4 separate regions of the Homo sapiens genome follow, and regions 1, 3 and 4 are each linked to region 2. A link is a contact called in ENCODE Hi-C or POLR2A ChIA-PET data. All regions are on one chromosome and are shown on one strand. Each heading gives the region's core, a stretch centred on a gene start or an enhancer-like site at or near the end of the contact. The rest is flanking DNA. Distances are from core to core; before and after follow the strand shown.

Evidence for each region. A loop is a pair of places that touch in the nucleus more often than their neighbours do. ChIA-PET counts read pairs that join two places held with the same protein, here RNA polymerase II (POLR2A). Pooled maps may share reads with other maps.
Region 1: a map of ascending aorta shows a loop between it and region 2 (2.3-fold over the local background). The contact joins the enhancer-like site here to the promoter of HERC3 in region 2. A Hi-C loop is called at or near these places in 7 of 168 maps with a recorded cell type or tissue (CD4-positive, alpha-beta T cell, CD8-positive, alpha-beta T cell, ascending aorta and 3 more), 1 of 37 single-sample maps with no recorded cell type and 24 of 50 pooled maps. POLR2A ChIA-PET finds 5 or more read pairs at or near these places in 1 of 52 experiments (activated CD4-positive, alpha-beta T cell).
Region 3: a map of CD8-positive, alpha-beta T cell shows a loop between it and region 2 (6-fold over the local background). The contact joins the promoter of HERC6 here to the promoter of HERC3 in region 2. A Hi-C loop is called at or near these places in 6 of 168 maps with a recorded cell type or tissue (CD4-positive, alpha-beta T cell, CD4-positive, alpha-beta memory T cell, CD8-positive, alpha-beta T cell and 2 more), 6 of 37 single-sample maps with no recorded cell type and 16 of 50 pooled maps. POLR2A ChIA-PET finds 5 or more read pairs at or near these places in 2 of 52 experiments (CD4-positive, alpha-beta memory T cell and activated B cell).
Region 4: a loop to region 2 is called in a pooled map, with 5 times the contacts of the local background. The contact joins the enhancer-like site here to the promoter of HERC3 in region 2. A Hi-C loop is called at or near these places in 3 of 37 single-sample maps with no recorded cell type and 14 of 50 pooled maps. POLR2A ChIA-PET finds 5 or more read pairs at or near these places in 5 of 52 experiments (H1, PC-9, activated CD4-positive, alpha-beta T cell and 1 more).

The regions. Positions count from the first base shown.
Region 1 is chr4:88,815,139-88,820,890 of GRCh38, forward strand. The region is part of intron 7 of FAM13A (family with sequence similarity 13 member A); the gene reads right to left. Among named protein-coding and RNA genes, the nearest start is that of FAM13A-AS1, 110 kb to the left of the region's middle. Within about 2 kb of position 3,678, at least 8 of the 41 ENCODE cell types and tissues checked have a DNase peak (open chromatin) inside an H3K27ac peak, as active enhancers do; they include ascending aorta, where a contact is called at or near this core.
Region 2 is chr4:88,588,343-88,594,110 of GRCh38, forward strand. HERC3 (HECT and RLD domain containing E3 ubiquitin protein ligase 3) reads left to right here and starts at 4,138. Exons shown (of 26, transcript NM_014606.3): 1 at 4,138-4,232. RefSeq lists silencers at 3,644-3,703, 3,874-4,433, 4,754-5,163.
Region 3 is chr4:88,377,484-88,382,823 of GRCh38, forward strand. It overlaps HERC6 (HECT and RLD domain containing E3 ubiquitin protein ligase family member 6), which reads left to right and starts at 1,369. Exons shown (of 23, transcript NM_017912.4): 1 at 1,369-1,637. The coding sequence starts at 1,439. RefSeq lists a silencer at 1,592-1,781 and enhancers at 1,792-2,121, 5,198-5,340.
Region 4 is chr4:88,791,046-88,796,454 of GRCh38, forward strand. All of the region lies in intron 8 of FAM13A (family with sequence similarity 13 member A), which reads right to left. Among named protein-coding and RNA genes, the nearest start is that of FAM13A-AS1, 84 kb to the left of the region's middle. Within about 2 kb of position 1,411, at least 4 of the 41 ENCODE cell types and tissues checked have a DNase peak (open chromatin) inside an H3K27ac peak, as active enhancers do; they include PC-9, where a contact is called at or near this core.

The sequences.
Region 1 (5,752 bases), core at 2,428-4,927, 230 kb after region 2:
AGCTTCCCTGAGTTTTATTCTTAGATTTGATGAGAAGATACCATGTTTTCCTGAGCTTGGTCTTTAAAGGTATTATAAAACATATGTCTTAAACCACCCCCCCACCTCATTATTTTCACTTTGTTACTTAGGCACCTTAATTTTAAAGAGCAACTTCCGAGGCTTCTCCTATCTTATTTTTACCACCCCTGGCCCCACTATTTCCCATTAACATGTCTTTTCTCATGCAAAAACTAAAATCAATTTCCATATCTGGCTTTGGGATAATTTGCACAAGGGTTATAATGTACTATACTTTGGTTCTGGAGTCCGTTATTTGTTTAGCAACAATATTCTAAGTCTATACTTGATATCAGAAGTCAAATTTATTTCAGAGCTTATCTTAAAATGATGGTTTAAAATTTGAAAGGGATTTTAAATTTAGAAATACAGACAAATCTCTTTGCAAGAAAAGGACATAGATCAAAAGATTCATTTACAATTTTTAAAGTGTACTCATGTGTACTTGGTCAAAACAAAGTTCATCTGCCATTTTTATGTGTAAAAATGGACTTGTCATAATTTCCTTCAGTGTATCTCTATCAGCTAAGATATTGTGTGACCTGAAAATGTTTATTATAATCTGAAAACTTTAAAATATTTATTAGAAATTCAATCTTGAACTACGTTTATTTAGAAAAATTAAAGAAGGCTGAATGTAACATTGCTCTTAACATTTTCCATTGACAGATGTATGTTTATCCCTAGTGTATAAACTACTCAGTGTCTATGACAAAACATTCCTCCAAATACAAAATATTAATAGTTGCTATCTGTACTAGGAATAAGAGAATCCAAGTTCTTTTTCTAAAAAAAAAAAAGAAAGGTAAATTCAACTTTTTTGAATAAATCTTTATCTTAAAAAAACCAAAGTAGAATTAATTCCAGATAATTACAAAATAGTCTTTTATCCTCTCTATCATTATATAAGAAAAAAGAAGCAGAAGAGGAAACCTTCCTATTTCAATGTACATATAAAATAGGAACTTCATTTTCCTTAAACTGCATTAATGAATACAGTAACTCTGGGAAATAAACTAAAAACTATTTCCTCTTTCTCAAGGTAAATATCAAATACTCCGCAATGTAAACAGAAGTAGTGTTCCAAATTGTTTTTTCTTTGCACTACAGGAATGCTTATATAATAACTAAGGGTGAGTAAATTACTTGCAATTTTTTAGTATAAGAATATTCCTAGCAATTTATATGGAAAGCTTTAGAAATTATGTCGACAATAGTGTTCTGATATGCTTCCATTAAATTTCTCTGTAGTCTCCAATTCAGCAAGTATTTACTGAGTACCTGCTACGTGCCTAACATAAAAACAACTTAAGCTGCCCTGTCCCGAGTCACTTTTAATCTGTAGTGCAGTAAGTGTCTATATATTAGAGCTCAATGCTAATGGGAGGAAGGTCAGGAGTTCAGTTTCCTCTGCCAGTTAGCTAGTTTTTATCTTTTGAATGACAATAGACTCTTCCCTTTACTAAGCTTCTAATGGGGGAAAACTCCACTATTAATCCCAAATACATGCCATGATCATCAACTTCGTATACAAATGGCTATTCTTTAGACATGTGTGTAGAGTGTTTTCCATTTGTTTCTACATATGTCACTGAACAAGTCATTTTGTTTCCCTGTGTTTGAGTTCAGTCATCTGGAAAATGGAAGCTATAATTTAGATTATCTTTAGGGATCCGTTTGGCTCTAAAATAGAGTCTATATTTTCATAATTCTCAAAAGTTACTTTTGCATATGTTAATAGCAGCATTATTCATAACAGCCAAAAGGTGGAAATAACCCAAATGTCCATCAACTGATGAATGGATAAACGAAATTTGCTACATCCATATATCATAATATTATTCAGCCATAAAAAGGAATGAAGTATTGATACATGCCACAACATGGATGAATCTTGAAAACATTATACCAAGGGGAAGAAACTACTCACAAAAGATTACCTATGATATGATTACATGCAAACTGATGATATGATTACATGCAAACTGTACAACTCTGTGAATATACTCAAAACTATTGAATTGCATATTTGTATGATATGTGAATTATATCTCAATAAAGCTGTTAAAAAATTATTTCTATAGCCAAGCATGGTGGCTCATGCCTGTAATCCCAGCATTTTGGGAGGCTGAGGCGGGTAGATCACTTGAGGTCAGGAGTTTGAGACTAGCCTGGCCAACATGGTGAAACCTCGTCTCTACGAAAAATACAAAAATTAGCTGGGCATGGTGGTGCATGCCTGTACTCCCAGCTACTCAGGAGGGTGAGCCAGGGGAATTGCTTGAACCCAGGAGGCAGAGGTTGCAATGAGCCAAGATCGTGCCACTGCACTCCAGCCTAGGGGACAGAGCAAGACTCTGTCTCAAAAAAAAAAAAAAGTTATTTCTAGTTCTTCTTAAGGTAAGAATAAATAGTGCATTAAAAATGTTTAATACAGAACATACTATTCCATTGGGAATCCATTCTGCACCACAGACAAATGTAAGTTTCATAGGAAAAAATAGGGTGAAAGCTTTGAGAGTTTCAAGAAATTTGGTTCAATTCTATTTTCAACAGTACTTCCTGCAAACCATTCCAGAGGTCATCTTCCAATATTGATGCGATGAAATGCACTGCAATGATATAGCACTACCTGAACTGTGCTAAGCACTTTTGCATTGATGGAATTGAAACTGTATTGCAAGCATAAGAAGACAAAACTAAAAGAAAAGCAACATACCCTTTACATCTGAGTAGTTTCATCATTTACAAAACAAACAAAACAAAACCCACAAAACCAAAACTATCACTTTTTCTTTTTCTTGAGACAGAGTCTTCCACTGTCGCACAGACTGGAGTGCAGTGGCATGAACTCAGCTCACTGCAACCTCTAACTCCAGGGTTCAGGTGATTCTTGTGCCTCAGCCTCCCAAGTAGCTGGGATTACAGGAGCATGCCAGCACGCCCAGATAATTTTTTTTTTTGTTTTTCTTTTTGTATTTTTAGTAGAGACGGATTTCACCATGTTGGCCAGGCTGGTCTCAAACTCCTGACCTCCAGTGATCCCCCCCGGACTTGGCCTTCCAGAGTGCTGGGATTACAGACATGAACCACTGTGCCTAGTCCTATCACATTCTTTAACTCCAAAATCTCCCTCATAAAATAAGTACCTTGGGTGGTATCATCTCTTACAGACAATGAAAATGACCTGCTCAAATTCATATATGGCCAGCTAGCTGTCAGTGTCTATATATGTTTTCTGATGGCAAGTTTACCACTGGTTTGTACTGAATAGTTAACATCTTTACTTTTTCAGTGGTTTAGACAGGATGATCCTAAAATTTGAAAATATCCTCACCTTAGTTCATGTTATCTTCTTTATTTGGAGTAATTAGCAAATATTTGGGCTCCATGGGTAATTAAACCATCATGTGAGAACAGAGCCCACAGAGATCTTATTTGTTCTCACTGACAGTGATAAAGCATAAATTCAGACACACAACCCATAGGCACTGGCCCAGATTTAAAGTGAGGCAGCTTTTAACTCCCTCCCAGACTGTGTTTGTGGAGGGAGAGGGCAGTGCCAGGAGTGCTACCAGAGTGCCAACAAGTTAGGAAAAACAGAGACTTCTAGATAAATTAACTGAAAGGTGTCATCTCCACGAGCAGCAGAGGGCTCTCTAACACCACACAGAAACTCACAAGCTGGCCCAACATTACCTGGGTTCTTCCCTGGTGAACTCCCATACCATCCCCATGTTATCAACGTTTACGTTGGCAAAAGGATATTCTAAAGAGCGATGCTTAGGAAGAACTGATGAATTCTACTGATAAGAAGCTTCAGTGAAACTTTTAGATATTGGGTCACTAATACATGTTTATTAATCGTCTTTAAGTCTTTTTTGAAGAAGAGCCACTGCAATTTGGAATTATGATGTGCTTCACCATCATAAAACAAATATTCAATAATATACACTGGATATCATTATTTGCTACATGAAAAAAATAATTACATAGACATGATTGATTTCAGCTTCTCACTTTGGTAGACAAACCCAGGAAAGAACAGGATGCCAACACATGAAAGCAGATGTCAATGCACTGAAATCAAAGGAATCCACATCAATCATCAGCACTCACAGGTTCATAACTTCATCTCATCTGCCATCATTATTCCTTGTGGATATAAATTCAGTTAGTTTACTGGAAAGTTAGTCTAGCAAATTAAAATACTGCAATGAAAGTTGAGAGTTTTGTCATAGCTATGACTCAGAGTTAAAATTTTGTATCTTAGCCTGCTTGAGTCTTTCTATACATAAAATAGAGATCCTTACCTACATCCCCACAATACCTAAGGGGAAGAAAACTCAATGAAATATGAATTGTACAAAGAGCCTGTGGTACAAACTAGGCCTGAGATCTGACAAAACAGATTATCTCATTAGTGACAGAAGGTAAATTTAGTCACCTGAGAAAACTTATATTTCAATTCTTAGTTTAATATAGTTTCTCCCTCCCTTTATTTCTGATATTATTTTATTTTTCTCAAGGAACTTTTTCCGATGCTAAGAATATCCATATAAGTTGATACACTATGTTGAGTTTCATTATTAGCTATAAGTAGTATGTAAATATTTTAGTATTTTAAAAAATAACTGGGACTGTTTAATTATCTCAATAGAGATAGTTAATAAGATCCTGTCTTTAAGCCATGTAGTGAATCATTAAGAACTGAGGACTTTACAGAAGGTTGTAATTTAAACATTCAGCCTCTGCCATGTTTTTTCTAAAGATCATGAGTTTCTAAACAGCCAACTCCATCCTGGAAACTCTGCCAATAACATTCAGTAATAAACAGATAGCAAGACACATTTTATTTCATTTTTAGTTTTTGACCTTATCTGTCATTCTCATCTTGGCTACAGATTAGCAGTAACAACGTATCTTCTATACACTCTCACAATACGCTAAGAAAGGCTAAAGAGGCATTTATGAAAACTGTAAGTTAAGTAGACATTAGGGTACAAACATGCCCCTAATAAAATCACACACTTACACGGGGTTAAATAATACACAGGATAATATTATCCATCTAGGCACATCTCTATTATTACTATGCTAATCATACTGTGTATTACTGAATTCACCACATGGTACTGTAATTGTCTGGTAATGTGTCTGCATCCTAACTAGCATGTGACCTCTTTGAAGGAGAGCTGTGTCTTAATTACCTTAGGATAACTGGCAGTACAGAGTAGTGTTCAGTCAAAGAGAAAATATTAAACAACACTCTAAGTATGTTTTGTTTTAATAGGTAAAACTGACAATTTAGGAAATGAAAGCATCAATTATGAAAAAATCCTCACATAAGGTCAGATATTAAATATGCTATTTGGAGATGTTGAGTAGTATAATGCTAGATTCCTATATATGCCAGCTGTCACTAGCTTTATAAGCGCTATAATCATTAACTAGAATTTAGATCAGTGTTTCTCTACGAGTGGACCATCTGCATTAGATTTAGGAAGCTTGTTAAAATGCAGATGCTCTCTCTGCTACCTCCAGATTTGGATGCAGTGAGTCTAGGGAAGGAGGGCAACAGGAAGGATTTGATTTGAAAAATAAGTTCCTTAGGTAATTCTCATGCACTCAAAGTATGAGAAGCATTGAACTCTCTGCTAAATACAAACAGTGAGCATGAATTTCTTTAGCT
Region 2 (5,768 bases), core at 2,888-5,387:
TTAATAAATCAATGCTGTGTGTTACAGGACAGTTTTTAATAAGTTTAGTCTGGGTATAGATAGACTGATTTTTCCATTAAGTACTGACTAGACTGAGAAAGTAAGTACTTCTTTTGGACGTGGGGGACCAAGAAACACCTTTGTCATTACATAACCATACAAGGTACACATACTTTTTACTTGTCAAATAATCAGTCAGTGCTTTTCCCTCCTAAAGATATTTATTCTTCAATGGTGTATCTGAGAGACAGAATGTCCTGGGTAGCCTGTTTTTTTCCACAGATTTCATCCAAGATATCAGAAATCTATCTCTTTCAAAGTTTACCAAGTAAATATTTGTCTGCAAGGCAAGTAAATTAAACAAAGGGAAGAAAGGAAAACAATTATCATTAAACAGTATTACCATTCTATTGAAAAATGGTTTCATTTGAAAATAGATGTATTTTAAGAAGTGAATGGTAACTAATGGAGGAAATCAGCATGTGTTCAGGTAGAAGTGCAGCAGCCCTGGGCACCATCCCCTTGCCACTGGGCATACCTTGTCTAACCAGTGATAGAGCTGAACCACATGGTCCTGTCCCCCTGTCAAAAGTTATGGTTAGTTTAATCCTTGCTCCTCGGGAGGCTAAGGCAGCAGGATTGCTTGAGTCTAGGAGTTTGAAGCCAGCCTGGGCAACATAGCAAGATCCTGTCTCTTAAAAAAAAAGTTATGGTTATATGTGTGTGTGTGTGTGTATGTGCACGCGTGTGTGCGTGTGTGTGTGTGTATTTGGAGTCTCCTCTGTCATCCAGGCTGGAGTGCAGTGGTGCCATCAAAGCTCAATGCAACCTCGAATTCCTATGCTCAAGCTATTCTCTCACCTCAGCCTCCCAAGTAGCTAGGACTAAAGGCGTGCCCCACCATGCCTATTTTTATTTTTTGGAGAGACAGGGACTCACTATGTTGCACAGGCTGGTCTCAAACTCCTGGCCTCAAGCGATGCTCTTGCCTCAGCCTGTAACCCAAAGCCCTGGGATTACAGGGGCATGAGCCTAGAATTTATTAAGCCTTTTATTTTTAACATGAATGTTTTTCTTTTATAAAATTTATACAGGTTAGCAAGTATATATTCCTTGGTACAATTATTTGGTTAATGTTTGTCTCCCCTTTCATGGCAACAAAGACTGTACTGTTTTGCTTACCAATGTATTCACAGGGGCTGACATTATTGTAGGTGCTCAGTATATAGTACGTTTGTTAGAGAATATATGAGAATGCAGAAAGAAATGGATGGAAGACAGGGCTATAGAAATGGAAGGAAAAAGTAAACCATGGCCTCTTCAAAACAGTTTACGTATCTGCTGTTAAGACTATTGCTGATGCTGGAGCCATTTAAAGCCATTTTGAAGCAGGACATGCTTGCTAAGGAAATTGTCATTATATGTTGTCCCAATGAAAAAAAATAAATCGAAGTACTGTGGTATCTTTACTGTTCTATGTAAGTTCTATGTAAGTTCTCAGGGTTTGGCTATTTATTTGGTAAAAGAAGCTTACAGTATCCTAACTTGTTATTTATACATTGCTCCTATCCCATTTCTAGGCTTGAGTCTTTGATAACCATCCTTTTCCTCAAGATGAAATTTCATATGAAAAACACTTGAGCCGGCCGGCACGGAGGCTCACGCCTGTAATCTCAGCACTTTGGGAGGCCGAGGTGGGCAGATGATTTGAGGTCAGGAGTTCTAAACCGGCCTGGCCAACATGGTGAAATCCCGCCTCTACTAAAAGTACAAAAATGAGCCGGGTGTGGTGGTGAGCGCCTGTAATCCCAGCTACTCGGGAGGCTGAGGCAGGAGAATTGCTTGAGCCGGGGAGGTGGATGTTGCAGTGAGCAGAGATCGCGCCACTGCACTCCATCCCAGGCAACTGAGCGAGACTCCTTCTCAAAAAAACAAACTCCGGGCGCGGTGGCTCACGCCTGTAATCCCAGCACTTTGGGAGGCCGAGGTGGGCGGATCACGAGGTCAGGAGATTGAGACCATCCTGGCTAACATGGTGAAACCCCGTCTCTACTGAAAATACAAAAATTAGCCGGGCGTTGTGGTGGGCGCCTGTAGTCCCAGTTACTCAGGAGGCTGCGACAGGAGACTTGCGTGAATCCGGGAGGCGCAGCTTGCAGGGAGCCGAGTTTGCGCCACTGCACTCCAGCCTGGGCGACAGAGCGAGACTCCGTCTCAAAAACAAAAAACAAAAAAACAACAACAAAAAAAGAAAAACACTTGAGCCATGGGCCAGACATATCAACCCAAACACTGATTGATTACAAACCTCATATGTGACACCTAACAATAGGATCTCTCACTTTCTCCTTTGCAAGTACCGGACTCCTTCGTCTTCCTACCAGACTCCTCTTTGGGCATTTAACCAGTTCTTTTGCCAACAGCATCTCTAAATTGGGATTGCATCTTTGTAATAGACTAAACTTTTGTGAAACTGCCACATATCTGGAATATAAGTGAATTGTGTTACTCTTGTCCCCAGTGTTTCTTTTTTCCTTTTTCTTTCTTTTTTTTTTTTTTTTGAGACAACGTTTCATTCTGTTGCCCAGGCTGGAGTAAGTACAGTGGCTTGATTTCAGCTTACTGCAACCTCCGCCTTCCAGGTTCCAGTGATTCTCCTGCCTCAGCCTCCTGAGTAGCTGGGACTACAGGCGCACACCACCCTACTCGGCTAATTTTGGTATTTTTTTTTGTAGAGACAAGGTTTCACCATGTTGGCCAGGCTGGTCTCGAACTGCTGACCTCAAGTGATCCACCGGCTTCGGCCTCCCAAAGTGCCGAGATTACAGGCATGGGCCACCGCGCCTGGCCATCCCCAGTGTTTCTAAACGTGTCAAGTGTGATCCAAATTTCAAAGGTTTGGATTTTTTCTTAGATGACCTGATAACTTAGATTCTGCTTTTTTAGCTTTCTTGTCTCAGTGTACTGGACAATTTGCATTATTTCACGGAGGGCTCAACACTGTCAGTCAGCCAACAACGTCTCATCCCCAGGATACACCACTCCTTGAAACTTTCTTTTCTACTTGGTCAGTCTGTTAGGTTCTCAGGACGAGCGATTGCAGACCTGAGGTGATTTGAATGTCCTTGGTAAGAATCTATCCTCAAAGGGCCTTCCTGCTTCAAATGCCAGGTTATAGAAATTCTTCCACTGGGAGAGTTATTCCTTTGGATTAAAGCAGTACCGTGCCAGTGTTCTGCATTTTACATTTAAGGGGGGCAGACACATGAAGTCACCTTTCTGAGGTTTTCTGCAAAAGATTAGCTGTGGATCAGATCAGGTCTAGGGCAAGTATGAAAGCACTAGTGACCTTGGGGAGGGGGAGGAAGCTCTGGGATTCGGCGCTAGGGAAAAGTGGAAGAGGACAAACTTTTAAAAAATCCGTTACTGGGTATAGGCCACAGAGTGTCTTTCAGATTACAAGATTTTAAGATCTGGTGCTCAGACTCTTCTTGCTATGCTCCCCCCGGGTCCACCCTCCAGCCTCCCCCAGGCCCGCCTTTCTTCCGCAGCCCCGTGCCGGTCTTCGATCCCCACCTCTCCAGAAGAGCGCCGGCGGCTGCCGCGTACCTCCTTCCCCGCCTCTCCCACCGCGCAGCGCCGCGGGCCGGCGCCGCGCTTCCTACAGTCCTACGAAGGGGAGTAAAGCAGAAGACTAGCGCACTCTCCCTCAATTGTCACCCTCCAGCTTTTTCCCCCGTGCCCAAGGCTTTCGGTCACCTCTTCATAAATAATAAAAACCAGAGTCCAGAACCTGAATAGGCAACCGCTGATCGGTCCAGCTCGCTTCCCCGCCAGTGAAAAGCAATCTTATTTCAGCGTCAACGCTCTATGTCTTGCAGTCCGATTTCGGCTGACACACCCGTGCCGCTGTCCCCGCGCCGGGCCCTCGAGTCCTGTCACCTCGGGCAGCCTGCGCCTGGCTCTGGGGCCTGGGCCTCTCCCCTCCTCCTGCCCGCGGACCTTGCCGCCCCGCCTCCAGCCCGTGCCACGGCGGCCGCCATTGGCGCGGGCCCATCCCAGAACGGCGCCCATTGGCCCGGTGCGAAGCCATTCACCCAGCGCATTCCGCCGCCCGCAGGCTTGCGGGGAAACTTCCTTATTATTGTGACGCCGAAAACGGAGAAACCCCGGGTCCGGCGAGAGGGGCTGTGACAGTCGGAGTCCCAAGCTGCGGTTCGGCTGCTGCCGAGGTGCGCAGGGCGGGGGCCGGGGTTCCAGGGAGGGGGGTACGGCGGAGCTGCAGCCGCGCTGGGCCGCGTTCCGCCTGGCACTGCAGTCAGCGCGCGGCTCCCGGAGGGGCGGCTGCGGCTCCTCCCGTGGCTCCGGCGGCGGGGGCTGCAGGCACCTCCAGAGACGACCTGGGTCTGGGGCGCGGGGAGGTTGGGGCGCGGCGCCCTTAGTACCCTGCGTACGCCTCCCTGGCGTTCTCGTGGGCTCGCCCTCCGGTCAGAGAGCCCCGCGCCGGGAAAGGCGAGACAAGCCTTCAAAATGGGAGCGCCTCCCGCCCGCGCTCGGCCGCCCTCCCGCCCTGCCGCCCGGGAGGAATTGCGACGCAGAAAGTCAAAAGGAGGATAGTCCCTATGCTCGCCCCCTGCCCCTATTTAAATTCTGGGGTTCCAGGGACCTCCGTGCAGTGAGGGGCGCGGACGCTTTCAATTGAAATGGGAGCTGGCGAGGCCCTGGCATTTTGGGGAACCTCAGCGGCCGCGAGGAGTTTGCGCCGAGGACGCGGTGCACGGCGTCCGCGATGACAGCGCCGGCAGGGCTGCGGGGCCCGGCACCACCCACTTCGCGGAGGCCGGGCCGGCTCGCCTCTCCCGGGTCCGCCTCCTGGGCGGGGCCGGGGGCGAGGGTGTGTGCGGACACGTGTGTACGGGTGTGTGTGTGTGTGTACGCCGACACGTCGGTGCGGACCGACGCGGGGGTGTCAGGAGCTGGGACGGCCGGGGGCAGGTGAGACTTGAGTCATTTGTGAATGTGTGGAGTGGGCAAACCAGGGCAACCAGACCGAGAGGAGCATGTGTAACCTGAAACAGGTGAGCCTATGGAGACAGTACCTAATGCGACTGTGCACGGAATATGTGTATGCAGCATGAGCTCCAGGGAATAAGTATTTGAACTTTGCTGTTGGTCTGTCACTGTTTCTGGCTGCTTTCTGATTGCATTTTACATCAGCTTTCAAATGAGCTCAATTAGGAAGTACCTAATTCAGAGAAAAGCCTTCCAGGATTTTGCTTGCATTCATCACGCATAGAATGCTTTGGGAAAGACGATTCAAGAGCTCTCTTCCATTTGTATGTGTCTTCTGGCTCTTTCCACAAATAAGAAGCTATTTCTAGAACCTTTTATTTGATGATTAGATAAGATCAAGTGAGCTGATTTTTCAACTCTAGACTTGAGAGAAATGAAAAAATAAAAAGTTTTAAATGCGGTGATCGGGTATCATGTTTTAGTCGGCAGATTACTGTGAAGCTCTCTCCTTTTGTACTTTCCTTTACCCTGGGGGAGGAGGGAGTAGCATTATAAATCAGAAAAGCAAAGTACATGGATTGCATATCCTAAAGCAAAATAATTGAATTACATATTTTACATCATGGTCGTACCGCCTTCGAGGCTAGGAACTTTCTGTAAAAAGTATAATGCAGGGAACAAGGAGGACAGGTTAGAAACCTCTTTGGCAGAACTCCTTTGGCATGAAAAACAAAATTAGCACATTAGCACTAGCA
Region 3 (5,340 bases), core at 119-2,618, 210 kb before region 2:
CTTCTTGATTAACAAGCATCTTACAGTTATCATTACCAATCTGTATTCCAGACACACATAGCTTAAACCTGCACCTTCCTCAGGGTTTCCCAGTCCAGTAGAGTTTACCTTGGAGTAACCCCTAAAGCCAACCCTGGAGTAATCCCTAATCCCTTTTCTTCTTTCCCCCCAATTTCTAATCCATCATCAAATCTGTGGACTCTTACTTTCAAAACATGTCTTGAATCTAATAACTTCTCCTCTCTTCCCTTCTAGGATATCACCTGACCTGAACTCTGAAGTAGTCTCTGCTAACTGGCTTTCTGCTTCCATTTTTGTCCTATTATTTTTCACACAGCAGCCAGATGAATCTTTAAAAACTGAAGTCAGATCATGGCTCTTCTCTATTCAAAACCTTCCAACTGCTTCTTTTCATCCTCTGCCCTCAGGTGTGATCACGACTCATTCCCTCATTTCCCATGTCCCCTCAGCTCTCTGCACAAATATCACTTCATCAGAGAGATCTTCCCTAATATCATCTCAAATACCAGTGCCTTCCGCCTCCACCCTCTGGTTCCTGTTGTATTTTTCGTTGCCCCTTGATATTACACTATGTGTTTATCTGTTTATGTTCTCTTTCCCTCAGGAGAATGTAAACGCATCAAGAGGATCTTGTCTTTCACTAATTGTATTTTCAGGCGGGGCCCAGAGGCTCACGCCTGTAATCCCTGCACTTTGGAAAGCTGAGGGGTGGATCACTTGAGGTCAGGAGTTCGAGACCAGCCTGGCCAACATGGTGAAACCCCATCTTTACTAAAAATACAAAAATTAAGTCGGGCGTCGTGGCGCATGCCTGTAATCCCACCTACTCGGGAGGCCGAGGCAAGAGAATCAGCTTGAACCCGTGAGGTGGAGGTTGCAGTGAGCCGAGATGGTGCCACTGCACTCCAGCCTGAGCAGCAGAGCGACACTCCATCTCAAACAAACAAACAAACAAACAAACAAAAAACAAACATATTTTCAATGCCAAAAAAGGTCTGGAATGAGGTGGGCACTCAGATGCTTTATTAACCACTCTAGGTATTATTCTAACACTTTATGTGCCTATTAAATTATCCCGACATATTAGATTTGCTGAATTGCAGTCCATATTTCGTAGATATGATAGCTGAAGCACGGAATCATTAGGTAACTTGCCCAAAGTGGCATTCACGACTCATAAATGGCTTAGGATGTAAACTCAGTTTTATTCCCTGGGACGCCCTCTCTGCTCTTCAGCACTTGAAGTTCAGGCAGCGAGAGTTGACATGGGGCCAGGGCTGCGCCCCTGGGGCGGGTTGAAGACAGGGTGAGTCTCTTGATATTCAGGAAATCATCGCGCACCCAGTCACCAGCGTTCGGGAGCCTGTCGCAGCGGGACCGACGGAATCCGGAGCAGGCGACAGGGCGCAGAAGCGGGATGTACTTCTGTTGGGGCGCCGACTCCAGGGAGCTGCAGCGCCGGAGGACGGCGGGCAGCCCCGGGGCTGAGCTACTGCAGGCGGCCAGCGGGGAGCGCCACTCTCTGCTGCTGCTGACCAACCACAGGGTCCTCTCGTGCGGAGACAACAGCAGGGGTCAGCTGGGCCGCAGGGGCGCGCAGCGCGGGGAGCTGCCAGGTGAGCGGGGGGCCCCAGGTGCAGGGTGTGAGGACCCCAGTACATGGGCGCGGGGGCTTGGGTACCGGGCGCAGGGAACCGGGTGCGGAGCGCTGGGACCCGGGTGAGGGGCGCGGGGGCCCAGGTGCAGGGAGCGGCTCAGATGCTGGGCGCCGCGGGCCAGGCAGGGAGGGGTGCTGGGAGCCTTGGATTCCTCGGGGCCCGAAGAGCCACAGGAACCAGGAAAATGGTGCCCTGTGCTACCGAAGAGCAACTTCCTCAGTTTCGTTTTCCCAACGCCCCTCGGATTTGTTTCGGTTTCCAATTCAAGTTCAAAGCGAAACTGAGAGCCGAAACTAACCTGGTCAGCGCTGCTCTGGAAAGAGATGTGGTCCCTCCGGCTTGCCTTGCAGATAAATCCTCGCCTGCGCGGTTCTACCTGGAGAAGGCAGCCTGACCTTACAAACGTGGTTTGTGGGTCAGACACCTGTATCTCCCTTAGAAATACACTGGGGCATTAAAAAATATATATATATAAAAATATATATATAAAATATATAAATATATATAATATATAAATATATACAAATATATAATATATAAATATATAATATATAAATATATATAATATATAAATATATAAATATATAACATATAAATATATATAATATATAAATATATATATAACATATAAATATATATAATATATAAATATATATATAACATATAAATATATATAATATATAAATATATATATAGCATATAAATATATATAATATATAAATATATATATAATATATAAATATATATAATATATAAATATATATAATATATAAATATATATATAATATATAAATATATATAATATATAAATATATATAATATATAAATATATATATAATATATAAATATATATAATATATAAATATATATAATATATAAATATATATATAATATATAAATATATATAATATATAAATATATATAATATATAAATATATATATAATATATAAATATATATAATATATAAATATATATAATATATAAATATATATAATATATAAATATATATATAATATATAAATATATATATAATATAAATATATATATAATATATAAATATATAATATATAAATATATATAATATATAAATATATAATATATAAATATATATAATATATAAATATATAATATATAAATATATATATAATATATAAATATATATATAATATATAAATATATATATAATATAAATATATATATAATATATAAATATATATATATAATATATAAATATATATATATAATATATAAATATATATATATACACATAATAGGCCGGACGCGGTGGCTTACGCCTGTGATCCCAGCACTTTGGGAGGCCGAGGCGGGCGGAGCACGAGGTCAGGAAATCGAGACCACCCTGGCCAATATGATGAAACCCCATCTCTACTAAAATACAAAAAATAAACTGGGCGTGGTGGCGGGCGCCTGTAGTCCCAGCTACTTGGGAGGCTGAGGCAGGGGAATCGCTTGAACCCGGGAGGCAGAGGTTGCAGTGAGCCGAAATCGCGACACTGCACTCCAGCCTGGCAACAGAGCAAGACTCTGTCTCAAAAAACATAATAATAATAAATATATATATTATATATGTGAGATAATACAATAATCGTTATGGATTATTGTAGAAATACGAGAAAGCAATCACCGTAGCTCCAACACCCAAAGATAACTCCTAACATTTTGATGCATTTTCTCCTTGTCTACTTTTTTCTATGTACATATTTAATCTTTATAAAAATCATGTCATTATAGATTTGTATATGCAGTATTTATGCAACTCTGTACATTGTGTTTTCATCAAGCATAATCTTATGAACATATTACCCTTTCATTTTGTATGTTTTGAAAATATGTTTTAAATTGCTGCATAACATTCTAAACTCTGAGAGTACCATAATTATTCTCTTTTTGTGGAAATTAGATTGTTTCCCACTAGGGGCTTTTATAAATAATACTGATTGATATTCTCGTAAGCAAATATTTGACTACATTTTTGATGACCTGCTGAGAATAGTTTCAAAAGGTGTGTGGAGGAGGAAAATTTTTCCTCTACCCTCTTAGGTTCAGCGGCTGGGTCCTGCAAACTTAACTGACAAAAGACAGATTGACAGGAGAAAAAGCATACAATTTTATTAATCTTTTACATATAGGGGAATTTACATGCGTGGGAATTTACAGAATAGAAGTGAAACTCAAGTGCTTCGACTTAGGAGCTTGTGTACCATGTTTAACAAAGAAAAGGGGGTTTGGACTTTAAAGGATGATGAACTCAGGGAAAGTGACTAGAAAATATATGGGAAAATCTAATGGAAGATAAGGGTTATTTTAATTGACTTGTTTATGCAGGCTCACCTCAGTGCCAAGTCTTCATCTTAGGTGACCCTTCTCTTCTTTTTTTTTTTTTTTTTTTTTTGAGATGGGGTTTTGCCCTGTCACCAGGCTGTAGTGCAATGGCACTATCTCGGCTCACTGCAACCTCCGCCTCCCCAGTTCAAACGGTTCTTCTGCCTCAGCCTCCCAAGTAGCAGGGATTACAGGCACTCACCACCATGCCCAGCTAATTTTTATATTTTTAGTAGAGACGGGGTTTCACTATGTTGGTCAGGCTGGTCTCAAACTCCTGACCTCGTGATCCACCCGCCTCGGCCTCCCAAAGTGCTGGGATTACAGTTATGAGCCACTGCGCCCGGCTGACCCTTTTCTTGGTGCCAGAGATGGGAGCTTCTCACAAAAGGATATTTATGACCTACTTTTAGGTAGATAAGAAGAGAGCAGAGACCTCTTCCTGCATCTGTTGATTCTCAATTGCCTTCAGCTCAAATTCTTAAAGTAGCATGTTTTCAGGTCTTATCACCCTCATTTGGAAATGAAGGGCAACATGATACTTAACCCCAAATTGTTCTCTAGAAAAATGGTACCAATTTCTATCTTTGTGAGTGCATGAATCTTTGGGAAATTTTAACCTTGCATAAATTGACAGTAAATAGTTGAAAAAGATAAGATTACAAAGATAAAAGGAAAAACAAAATCTTAAATGTTGCAAAAACTTTACTGGTATGATGTTCTCAACTCCAAACCTCTAATAATTCAGAGACAGACACCTTGGGAAAGCAGTTTAGGTTGGCTTGTAGGGAAATGTGATCCGGTTTTCATTTGTGGGCATATTTAGGGCCTCCATAGGGGCATATTTTTCACTTTTCATTGTAAGAGGATCCAGCATCTGCCTCTCACACTCATGAGGTAGGCTCCCTTCCAATTTCCTTCTGAGCAAGGGATTCACTGCTTTCAGTGTTTAGGGTGGGAAGACAGAATAGCAAAATGGAGGAGATCCCAACTTTTTTCTGGGTCTCTTTATTTTGCTAGGTTTTGCTAGAGAAACATTTGGTCATGTGTCATAGTCCCTAGAAGTTACCCCCTCCGTGATGCCTACTCCTTTAAATAACAGCCATTAAAAGATAGACTTGGGTAATTGAATGTTTTTAAGAGTCAATTTGAACATTCAGCAGTTCATGAATTGAGCAGCACCAGACCTCAAGCAGTTGGGCTCCACTAAGGGAGGTGCAAGGAGATGCCAGGGGGAACCTTTGATAACGTGTTCCAGGAAGCAAGACAAAGAAAATACTTGATTGGTTAAAGTGGAAAGTCCCTTGTTTGAAGTAG
Region 4 (5,409 bases), core at 161-2,660, 200 kb after region 2:
CAGGAAACAGAACATCTTTCTAAAACTCTGCTCTCAACAGGCAGAGGGCAGTGGGGACGACAGGGATAGAGAACAAGGAACCGATATTGTTTTCTATATGACTATTTCTAAACCATCTTTTCGAAGCCACATTTTCTTCCTAAGTTTCTCAGGATGGAAAGCATCTCAAGCTCTGTAATGTGTCAGCTTAACATCTAATTTACAATGTTTTTGTTGAGCACTTACAAATTTTCATGATTTTCCCATTTTTTTAAAGCCTGAATTCTTTTAAAAGTATTGAGAAGTGGTCAACACAAAGTAGAATGATAAAATTACAAAACACTATCAGGTTAGCATGCTTCAGAACTTTCCCCCTCATGCCTGCACTTATGTTCACATAACCACAATGAGTGTTGAGGCTGGCAGCTATTTTAATTGTATTAACACATTACATTCTCACAATCTGCCCTCTAGTGTTTAGTTGGCTTGTGAATCAAGATTTAAAAGTGCCTATCCTTTAAAAGAAGAGGTTAAATATTGAGCAGATTTGAGACAATCTTTAGTCGTGTCAAACTATAGTTCTACCTAATAGTCCTAATAGTTCTTTTCTTTCTTTGTAGAGACATTCAAAGAAAATCAAAGTTGTTAAGGACCAATATTGATAGTTGTCTTTCAATTACTCCAAACATTCTAATTTATACGATATAATTTTCAACATATGAATATGTTGCTTGGGAATCATCTGTCAGGTTTTTCTCCCATGTAAGTGTATATCTCATCTCTTTCAATGTAGAATCTCAAGGCCTCAAGGGACTGTACAATATTTCTCATTTTCTTTCATCACACTCCCTCCCACTACCACCACCATCATGTCTTCCATAGTACTCATTATCCCAGAGGTGATCAAAAAATGTTTACTCTTTCGCCCAAGATAATTTTCTTTAGCTAAAGCTGTAGCTCTTTGTTATGGCCACAGACAAACCCAGAAAAACCACGTAAAATCATGTGATTAGGTAAAAGGGAAGCTGATTCAAATTCGTATTAAATAATTAAGAAGATAAGTAAATAAATACAAACACCCTAAGACTTACTGAGTACTTACTATGTTCCAGACACTGTGCTAAGTACTTTTACATAGTTTTTTTTTCACTTATTATTTACAATAACCCTATGAAGAGGTACTACTCTTTTCCCTGTTTTCAGATGAAGAGGTTAGAAAGGTTAAATAACTTACCCACAGCCATAGAACCAAGAAATAAATGAGCTAGGATTTGAACCAAGAAAGGTTTTAGCTCAGAGTCTAAGCTCTTAATCACTCCACTAGCTTGTCTTTCAATCCATTACTCACTACAGTCATCTTTGGATATGGAGGCCTGGCCTTAGGTATTTTACTTTGCTTTTAATTACAACAATTTCTCCTCTGCCTCACAATGCCTGTTATTCATAGTGGTTCCCAGGCTACATAACCAACAATAAAACCCTTTCTGCTTTCTGTCTTTAACTGGAACAAGCAGTCCTTGCTTTTGCTACTTTGTGGCTTACCCTCTGTAAATTCAACAATATATAATTAACTCCTATACTCCACTTCTCAGTACAGTTACACAACCTTGGTTTTGAGAGCAGGGACCCATATGAGTAATGACTCGGGGAAAACCCAGAAGAGAGTAAAGAATGTGGATCTGCTAGATGCTAAAAAACATTCCAAAGACATGTCATTAGCCTGTTAGTCCTCTATGCCATCTCAGAATGAAGACATGTATTTCCTCTCCTCCTTTCCACATCCTTTTGAACTGTCTTCTTTTTGACTATTAAAGCAGATCCTGATGTTTTGATGTTCATTTTCCATGAAGGGAGGGTGAAGAAAGAAAGGCAAGAAAGAAAAAGACAAGGAAACAACAAACAAGATGAGGTTCTGAGATTTCTAACTCTTTAAATAAGTGCTTCTTCATTCTTAATGTGCATAGGAATCACCTTGGCACTTGTTAATACAGACTGTGATTCAGCAGGTCTAGGTCTTGGGAAGGGGAAGCTGAGACTGCATTTCTAATACATTCCTCAGTGATTCTAATACTGTTGGTTTGTGGAAGACACTGAGTGGCAGAGGCTCTTATCTTCGCAACTAAAATTCTTCAAAACTTCAATTACTTAAATATCCCAATAATGATTTTTAAATACTGTAATCTAAGTAATGAAGGTAGGATACGGAAAACTCATGTTAACCTCAGTGAATAAAAGTCAACACATCGAAATTTCTCCAACAGCTTAGAGAAAAATGACCTGAACCATCTAAATCAGTTGTAGAGCACATTTCTCAGAGTACAAAAGTAAACGAATAAATCAATAATAAAACCAAGTAATTAAATCATATTCATATTTTTGCTAGCATATTTATTTTAGGACAGTTTTAGAATAAAGTGTGATGTTTTTAATAGTCCTTTGGAATTTCTGGTATATTTAACTAGTCTATAATTTCAAGTTCTTTTAATAGAATTCCTATATAAAGCATTAGGAGAAGATATTTTCCACTGGTAATCAGAAAAGAAAGTTCTGGTCTTGGCTCTGCAGTTGATTAGACAAAATCACTGGCAGGTTGTTGGTTAGCTTGGCTGCATTGGGTTGGTTTCTTCACATAGAAAATGAAAGGTCTGGCTAGTGATCTCTGTAGTTTCTTTTACCTCTAAAAGAAACCTCAAAAAATTGTTCTATCTCAGGTTCAGGCTTACTGCCTAAAGTTTACATGATTACAAAAGGTTATGACTGCATATTTAGTTTTATGACATAGTATCAGATACATTTATGGTTTATTAGATTCCAAAATAACTTTGGTATTTAGTCAGGCATCCACCGCCATAGTTCCTGTGGGATGTACTTAACAATTCACCCTTAACAAAATTTTAAAGAATATTTAACAAAAGCAATAGAGATTTCTTCCATAACTAAGACACTGACAAAAAGGCAATAAGCATTTAAACAATAAGCAAATAAGCCAAAGTGAAAGATAAAGAAATTTCCTTCTTCATCTGTATGTAGCTTGCTTTTTACCCTCTTCGGAGAGCTAAGAATAATGAATTTTTTTTCAGCGTCTTTGACTGATTTGCTAAGAAAATTTCTTACTTATGCATTATAAACAGTTGGATATGGAAGCGTTCATTTCCTAATGTTGACAAAGCAAGTATTTAAAATGGAAAGAAAGATGCTCACTCATATGCAGATCCCAGTTCTATGGCCAAATTCAAACCTAAGCCTACTGTTAGTGATGATGCAACTGAATATTCTATTGGCATGGTCATTTAAAATAGATTCTAAGCCTACTTTGAAATATATTCTATGACATATTGAAATATCTTTAGTCTTTATTTTTACTAGCAAAACCCAAACTATATTTCCTTAAGCCAATTATGCTCAGCAATATTAGTCTGTAAAATTTGCATGTGATAAGATGCACAGATGCCTGTTGACAAGTGATTCTTTAATTAAATCTCTTGATTTGAAATAAAAAAGCATACATTTAAAAAGAGGTTTCAAATCTACAAAATGGAGACATCTTGAAAAGCATGTGTTCTCTTTTCTGTGCGTTGTCTTATTTCAGTATGTTCTCCTCTATGGCATATAAAATCCTGCCTGTAAAATATTACCGTTTTATTAGGAAACATGAGGTCTAACAAAATTATCAGTTTCTCTAGGATATAATATTTAAATTTACTCTTTTTTTAATTGAGCAAGGATTAAAAAGACAATTATGAGATGTTCGCTTAAATAAACCTAAGGATAAAGCTCATGTAACAATCATCAAAATAGCCTAAAATTCTTAATTTGTCAATTTAACAAAATATAGTATTTTTAGTATCATCTTAAAATACGATAAGTTGATATGCAGCATCAACATTATACATATATAACAATGCACATATTTGTTATGGTATAATGGCTTTCTAAATTAAATTTTGTTCATAATTTTAGTGCATTCTTCATAGTGTCATACATTAAAACAATTCAATCCTCAATATTTATTCCTTTTGTTTTAACCTCTAGCTATGATTATCATATGCAGAACTTTAGTGGAACATTTGTTGGTATTTAAACTCTGATAAAAGTTGCATCATCCTTTTGCATCATTACAGACATTTTGGGTAGCCTCAAATCTTGGTTTAAAATTGCATACTGTGCATAATATACTAGAATATAAATTGAAAACATACTACATGGATATAACTCAAAAAGAGGAAAATATTTATCCTCATACCTTCTCTAATTCATGTTTCCTATTCTTTTAAATAGCCTGATTTGAAGAAAAAATTACTCTTCACAGCTATATCTTAATGCTATATTAAATTTATTCTAACAAATCAAATATAACCCATCGAAATGTCAGAATACTCATCTTTTATACAGCTTCTTTTGACAATTATTGATGTTTTCAATTTTATATATTTAGTATGTTTTAGCATAAAAAGAAATGGAAAGTTTAGTTTTTACACTAAGGTCTATATTAACAAAATTATAAAATGTAATGGATAATTCACTTATATACTGTATCCCTTTTCCATTTTACAGAAAATTGAAGAGCAGAGAATTTAAGTATCTAAGTTTACACAGCTCCATTCTATCTATGTAGTCTGGCTTCAGGGTATGTCCTCGATACTCTGAACAATCTTTATTCTCAAATAATGCTGCTATTTACATAAATTGTTGGCTATACCTCTAGTTATTTCATTAGAATTAGGTTACTAAAAGTGCTTTTTTTGATTCAAATAGATGTTCTCCAAATTTATATAATGCAGAAAATTTTTATTTCATCTAGGTTTTCATGTTTATTAGTTTCAAATTGCATGATGTATTCTCTAATCTTTTAAAAAATTATTATAACCCTTACAGTAAACTTCAGTTATGATTATTAGTATCATCTCTCATTTTTCTCAAGCTTATCAAGAATTTTCTATCTTGTAATTTTCATTTTTAGTCTCAAAGAACCAGCTCCCGAATTCAAGTATCAGTTCTGCTCGTTTTCTGTTTTCTTTTATTATTAATGAATTATTTTAGGTTTCAAAGAGGTTGCTTTTTCTTCCTTTCTATAACTTCTTATTCTGAATGTGTGGCTGATTTATCTTCAATCTTGTGTTAGGTTACCTCTTAAAATAAGTTTAGACTTTATTCTATAAATTTTCATATATACTTTTTCTTTATTTTCTTAACAGTATGCACTTGAGATTCTTATTTACTCTTTGAGTTATCCCCTTCCTCCTGTCCCCTTACAAGAGTTTTCATTGGTTGATTGAAAGTTTTTGTCATTAATTACACTGTGGTCAGAAATTATTGGCTATCAAAATTTCTGCTCTTTAAGAACTTTTAAAGATAGCTGAATAATTTTTATAAAGTAGCAGAAATGCTTGATTGAGCTCTATATTATGCAAAATTTCACATATGTATATA